Linked DNA regions of Mus musculus: region 2 is linked to region 1. The links are chromatin loops, found by intact Hi-C in ENCODE. Cell type or tissue: left cerebral cortex. All regions are shown on one strand. Links, peaks and the distances in the headings refer to the core of each region. The heading gives the core; the rest is flanking DNA. Region 1 overlaps Armc10 (armadillo repeat containing 10). Region 2 holds the start of Pmpcb (peptidase (mitochondrial processing) beta).

Region 1 (2,803 bases), core at 65-2,564:
GGAAACAATAGAAACCGCTCATTGAATCTTTTTGAGTGTATATATGTATGTGCACCATGTGTGTGAGTGCCTGCAGACGTGAGAAGCGGACACTGGAACCCCTGGAACTGGAGTTACCAATGGTTATGTGGTTGCTTGGAACTAGGCCTGAGTCCTTTGCAACACATGCTCTTAAGTGCTGAGCCACCTCTCCAGCCCCAAGATGTCGCTTTGTAAAACATTAACCTACATATTAAATTACAAGACATGCAATTAAAGGGAGAAGAAAGAGGGGACAAAAGCCAAGAAGAAACACCACCACCACTTCTCACTAGACCCAGGAAGGACCCAGAATGTACATTTTTATAACAAATTAAACAGGCAATAGATACCGACCATAGAACTTTGGAGGAGAGGGTGATGGGGATCAAACCTAGGGTCCCCTACCACCCTACCAGGGCACCACCCTACCAGGGTCTACCTTGGATCTAGACTATTACATCATACTGTATGCCTCCAACTCCTTTGGTCACACGAAAACTTAATTATTAAAGTGAAGATGTAAAGCTTTGGTTAGTCTCATTTTTTACCATCTTCTAAGTTTAGTAAAATGGACACATGGTCATGGTAAAACGTCAAGCAGTGCAGAAGAGAACAAGGTAAAAACAAAAGCCTGATGCTAGAGGCCCAGCCTGTCCCAGAGTGGGGGTCCTGCTGATGCTAGAGGCCCACCCTGCCCGAGAGTGGGGGTCCTGCTGATCCTGCCCCAGAGTGGGGGTCCTGCCAACCTGTTTATGCAGGATTGGGTTGTTCAGGCAGATGCTTCTAGGGAAATTATGAACTCTTAGGACAGCCAGAGTGACTTCTGACCCTTTGGTGCCCTCCCAAGAGCGACTGGGACATCTCAGCTGGCATGATGCTGTCAGCAACACTAGTGCCAGTCTAAGAAACAAAGTGCCTGCCTGTAAAGTCGATGAAGCCTGGAGCAGAAGAACAGGAGCAAGAGCTGTGTAAGAAACAGACAGCTTTGAACCTAGGAGATGGCCTGCTCACAATCAACCAGAGACAGGAAGGGCGACAGCTGGCTAGTGTCTGAGATTGCTATCCTCTACAGGCTAAACACATTTATGGGCTACAGTTCCCTTTGAAACACTAAGTTCTGGTTTTCCCCTTTCTTGCCACAGGCGCCACCTTGTGGTGACCCAGGCCATTTATGCGGTTGGCTCTCACTGCAGAGAGCAAACACTTCCCAGGATTTTGTATTTGTTGAGTCAGTGGTGCAAGCACAGATGGTTAGAGCGCGGCGAGTTCACCACCACAAGTGAAACAAGACCTTTAAAAGTCACTCTGGGGCATCCCGAGGAACATGCACGATGGGCACAGACAAATGGACGACTATGGAAAAGTTCATTTGCAAGTCAGAACTTTACTCTCAGATTCTACGGGGAAACAATGCCATAGCAGGTGGCCAGGTTCCCATCAAAAGTTGAAAAATGCTAGGCAATGCTGTATAGAAGAATACAACAAAATGACACGAGCCATCTATTAAAATGTTGTAGACTTCATCAGCCAGACGAGACACATATCTACAGATCCAAATACCCCTGCTTGCCTCTGAACTGACTAGAGTTCTTCCTGGGCTCCGGGAAAGCAGCTGCAGAGACAGTAAAGGGAGAGGCTTTGCATACAGCACATTACATTACAGCGCAGAGTAACATTACAGCGCAGAGGCAAAGCATCTTCTTGGGTCCTAAAACGCTAAGTCATCTTCCACTGGGATGAGCGATGAGGAAGGCTGGAAATAGCCTGGAGCTGGAGCTGGCCTAATGCTTATGTTTCATTTTGAATGCCTGGGTATGCCTTAGACCAGATCCAAACAAGCTGGGCTACAGGAAATGTAGAAAACCCATGTGCCAACACCTCAGAAGCACTGGACCACAGTGAGGCACTTCCTTATACAGTTACGTCCTGATAACCCCAGAAGTACTCAGATGATGGCAGACACTTGGGGCACATCATCATAATAGTCCTTCCTAAATACTAATGCAGCCAACAGTGGTACCTACCTACACATCTCAGCACCTGGGAGGCTGAAACAGGAGAGTCGAGAGTTCAAGACCAGCCCAGGACACACAGTGCGGTCTCAAAAATAATAATAAAAAAAGAAAGAGAGGAAGGAAGGAAGGAAGGAAGGAAGGCAGGCAGGCAGGCAGGCAGGCAGGCAGGAAGGAAGGAAGGAAGGAAGAAAGGAAAGAAAAAAGACAATTCGACTTGGGGCTAGCTAGAGGACTCAGAAGGAAAAGCCCTTGTAGTAAAACCCAGCAACCAGACACAGTTCAAGTCCCCAGCTGGAGAGATGGCTCACAAACATCTCTAATGGGAACTGATGCCCTCTTCTACCATGCAATATATGTATCAACAAAACACACCCATATAAACAAATAAATCTTAAACAAACAAAGTTGTCCTCTGATTTCCATGAACACACTGTGGCACACACCCTTTCCCATCATATATGCAAATAATGAATAAAATTTAAAAATAAAACCACATCCCGTGCATTCAAACACCCATGCATTTTGCTTTCAACTGTCTGCTAGAACACAAGTCTACCATTACAACTGGCCAATCTACATACTACCGTGTGCTTTAAAAACATAGCAATGAGAATGGACTTTAACACGAGAGATTTATTCAGACTTTCTGATGTCTCCTGAGGTCTTAGCGGCCAGCATCATGTCTGCTGCCTCCTCCATTTGTACAACTGGACAAATGAAGCCTTCCTGCATCTGATTCCCTTCACTTCACACCACACGGCTGCGGT
Region 2 (2,803 bases), core at 3-2,502, 78 kb before region 1:
TTTGAATAGGAATGGACCACAGAGGCTCACAGATTTGAACACTTAGTCATCAGAGAGAGAGACTACTAGAAGGTTGGAGGAAGTGTGCCACTGGGGTGGGTTATAGGGTTTAAAATGCTCAAGCCAGGTCCATTATCTGTCTGTCTGTCTGTCTGTGTCTATCTCTTGCCAACCCAGATGTAGAACTCTTGGCTCCTTCTCCACCACGTCTGCCAGCACTCTGCCATGCTTCCTGCTCTGATGATGATGGACGAAACCTCTGAACTGTAAGCAGCCCCAGCTAATGTGTCTTCCTTTATAAGAGTTGCCATGGTCGTGGTTTCTTCACAGCCACAGCCACAGGTACTTAAGAAATGTGTACGAGCCCGCACTGTCCTGCTTCTGTGACCCAAAGGCTTTCTGCTCCCTGATCAAATAATACACCATGACCTGACTGTGCCCTACTGTGTAGGGGCAGGCGGATCTGAGGCCAGCCCGATCTACAGGGCAAGATCCAGGACAGCCAGAGATGTTACACAGAGAAACCCTGTGTAACAACGATGTCTCAAAATATCAAAACCAAAAGCAAACCCAACTTCAAATTCATAAAGCGCTTGTCCTAGTTTCCTTTTCTCGAGAGAGAACAGCCCGACATACAATAACATTGGTAATAGCAAACTAACAGACAGACAGACAGACACACACACACACAGAGAGAGAGAGAGATCCCTTTGGAGCAAGACAACTCTCAAATAAGGAAAACGCTGGGATAAAACTCGGATGAACTGAGGTTGACGCTGTCTGGTTTGGGTGTCCATGGGCTGAGGATGGCGCTGTCTGGTTTGGGGGTCCACGGCTCCTTTTCTTACCTCCCGCGGGTGGCGTGGAGGGGGAGCAGCCGCCCCGCCCCCTCTGCGCCCGGCCGCAGCGCCCCGGGATAGCGGATCCGGAGGCCCGGCCCAAAGCACACCGGGAGCCGCCGGGGCACGGCGGAGCGAGACTCACCTGAGCAGCGGCGCGGCGAAGCGGAAGCCTTCGTGTAAATCCCCACAGGCGCCGCCGGGCCTCTGGCAACAGCGTCCGGGATAGAGCGGCCGCCGCCATCTCTGCGGTGGAGAAAGTGGAGATGTACTTCCGGGTCATGACTCCAGGCCCCAGAACTAGAGGCTGGCTCCACCCTGTGGCGGCAGCAGGAATTGCAGTCTCTGAAATTCCTTTGATTCTGTGTCTGGGCTTAGAACCCTCAATCCCTTCACCCTTTGACTCCCTCCCCAGTTCGCTCCAAATAATCAGGTCTGTAGAAATGATGTGCAAGACACACAAGGGACAAAGTGAACGGAACATGTATCCCCAGGCGGTTGGAGTTAATCAGAGAGATCCAGTGCGGGAGGGACAGACACATTGAAGGATCTATCATGTTGGTCTTCGTTGTTCTAATGTTTATAGCGTTGCTTATTCTATTCCATAGGAATACCTTTGCCGAGATTGCTACTAAAAGACAGACGCTTTACAAACATAATCTTACATTCTGTTACCATGATTTAATGTTATTTACTTCCACGTCTTAGGGCTCTGCCAAAACAAACTGCTCTTACCCGTTCCTGGGTGCCTCTTTATCCACATACACTCTAATGAAACTAAAATTTGTCAAATAGCCACTTTAGCCAATTGTCCCAGGGTTTGAGGCTTAACGAAAATAGCAAGCACTTTTTAAAATTAAAGCTTTTTATTTAACTTATTATGGGGAGGGGGTGGGTGCATGCCACTCCAAGCTTGTGGAGGTCAGAAGACAACTTTATGCAATCAGTTGCCCCTTCTACCTTTGCATGAATTCTGGGGGTGGAACTCAGGTGGACAGGCTTGCACTGCAAGTGACTTTACCCGCTGAGCTGCCTGCAAGCCCCTAGCAAGCTCTTTTCTGTGAGGAAGCGACTATTACTTTGCTAATTTTACAGTGGGAACTGAGGTATTGGCTGCCTAACAGGCTGTTTAACACTAAAGAGTGTGCGCTGTAACTTTAGAAGTTGGAGTTCTGTCTAACTTGACCCCTTGTTGCCTAATACCTAATTTACATTATCGTTCAGGTATCCTTTTCCCACCCAGCCTCCTCTTTTAACTATTCACCATTTAACAACAAGACAGGAAAATCCGGGCCGGGCGTGGTGGCGCACGCCTTTAATCCCAGCACTCGGGAGGCAGAGGCAGGCGGATTTCAGAGTTCAAGGCCAGCCTGGTCTACAAAGTGAGTTCCAGGACAGCCAGGGCTACACAGAGAAACCCTGTCTCGAAAAGCCAAAAAGACAGGAAAATCCCTTGGGCGCCTCATTGTCAGTTTGTAGCTGTAATGGTGACAACCAGTCAAACGTCCAAACCAGGAACTCCATGTCACCTTTGGTTCCTGCCTCTGACTTTCCACTCTGACTTCTTGCTATTTTATCGATAGCCATTCTAAGTGTAGAAGTTTAGACAACTGCCCTCCAGCTGGCGGCGCTGTTTGCGAAGGTTGTGGAACCTTTAGGCAGTAGAGCCTTACAGTAGAAGGCATTGGGCACAGACTCTGGAGGTTTCATAGCCTGGTCCCACTTCCCGATCTCCCTGTTTCTGAGCTGTGATGCAGCTTGATAGCGCCTGTTCCTGTCGCCCTGCCTTCCCCATCACGGATGGATGGAAGCCCTCTGGAACTGCAGGTTATTTTATCACAGTGACAGTAAAAACAAAACAAAACAAAAACTAGAAAAAATGGAATCTCAACATAGTTTGAATTTGCATTTCTCTGAAAGCCGTGGGTCGTGAGCATTTTTTTGTTCAAATATTTGTTGGTCAT

What was found. Hi-C counts contacts between places; a loop is a spot of excess contacts. Peaks named below come from ENCODE experiments on the same cell type or tissue, not always from the same donor. Only the 100,000 strongest peaks of a DNase experiment are listed, where the experiment ranks them.
Region 2: a loop joins it to region 1, with 6 times the contacts of the local background. A loop is called at or near these places in 24 of 42 quality-filtered maps.

The regions. Positions count from the first base shown.
Region 1 is chr5:21,657,161-21,659,963 of GRCm38, reverse strand. The region is part of intron 4 of Armc10 (armadillo repeat containing 10); the gene reads right to left. Among named protein-coding and RNA genes, the nearest start is that of Armc10, 13 kb to the right of the region's middle. In left cerebral cortex, for the core only: a CTCF peak has its summit at 1,173 (motif pointing left); DNase peaks (open chromatin) are centred at 1,175 and 1,769; H3K27ac peaks cover 700 bases.
Region 2 is chr5:21,735,458-21,738,260 of GRCm38, reverse strand. It overlaps Pmpcb (peptidase (mitochondrial processing) beta), which reads right to left and starts at 1,101. Exons shown (of 13, transcript NM_028431.2): 1 at 985-1,101. The coding sequence starts at 1,083. In left cerebral cortex, for the core only: CTCF peaks have their summits at 1,159 (motif pointing left) and 2,469; DNase peaks (open chromatin) are centred at 1,134 and 2,476; H3K4me3 peaks cover 1,445 bases; H3K27ac peaks cover 720 bases.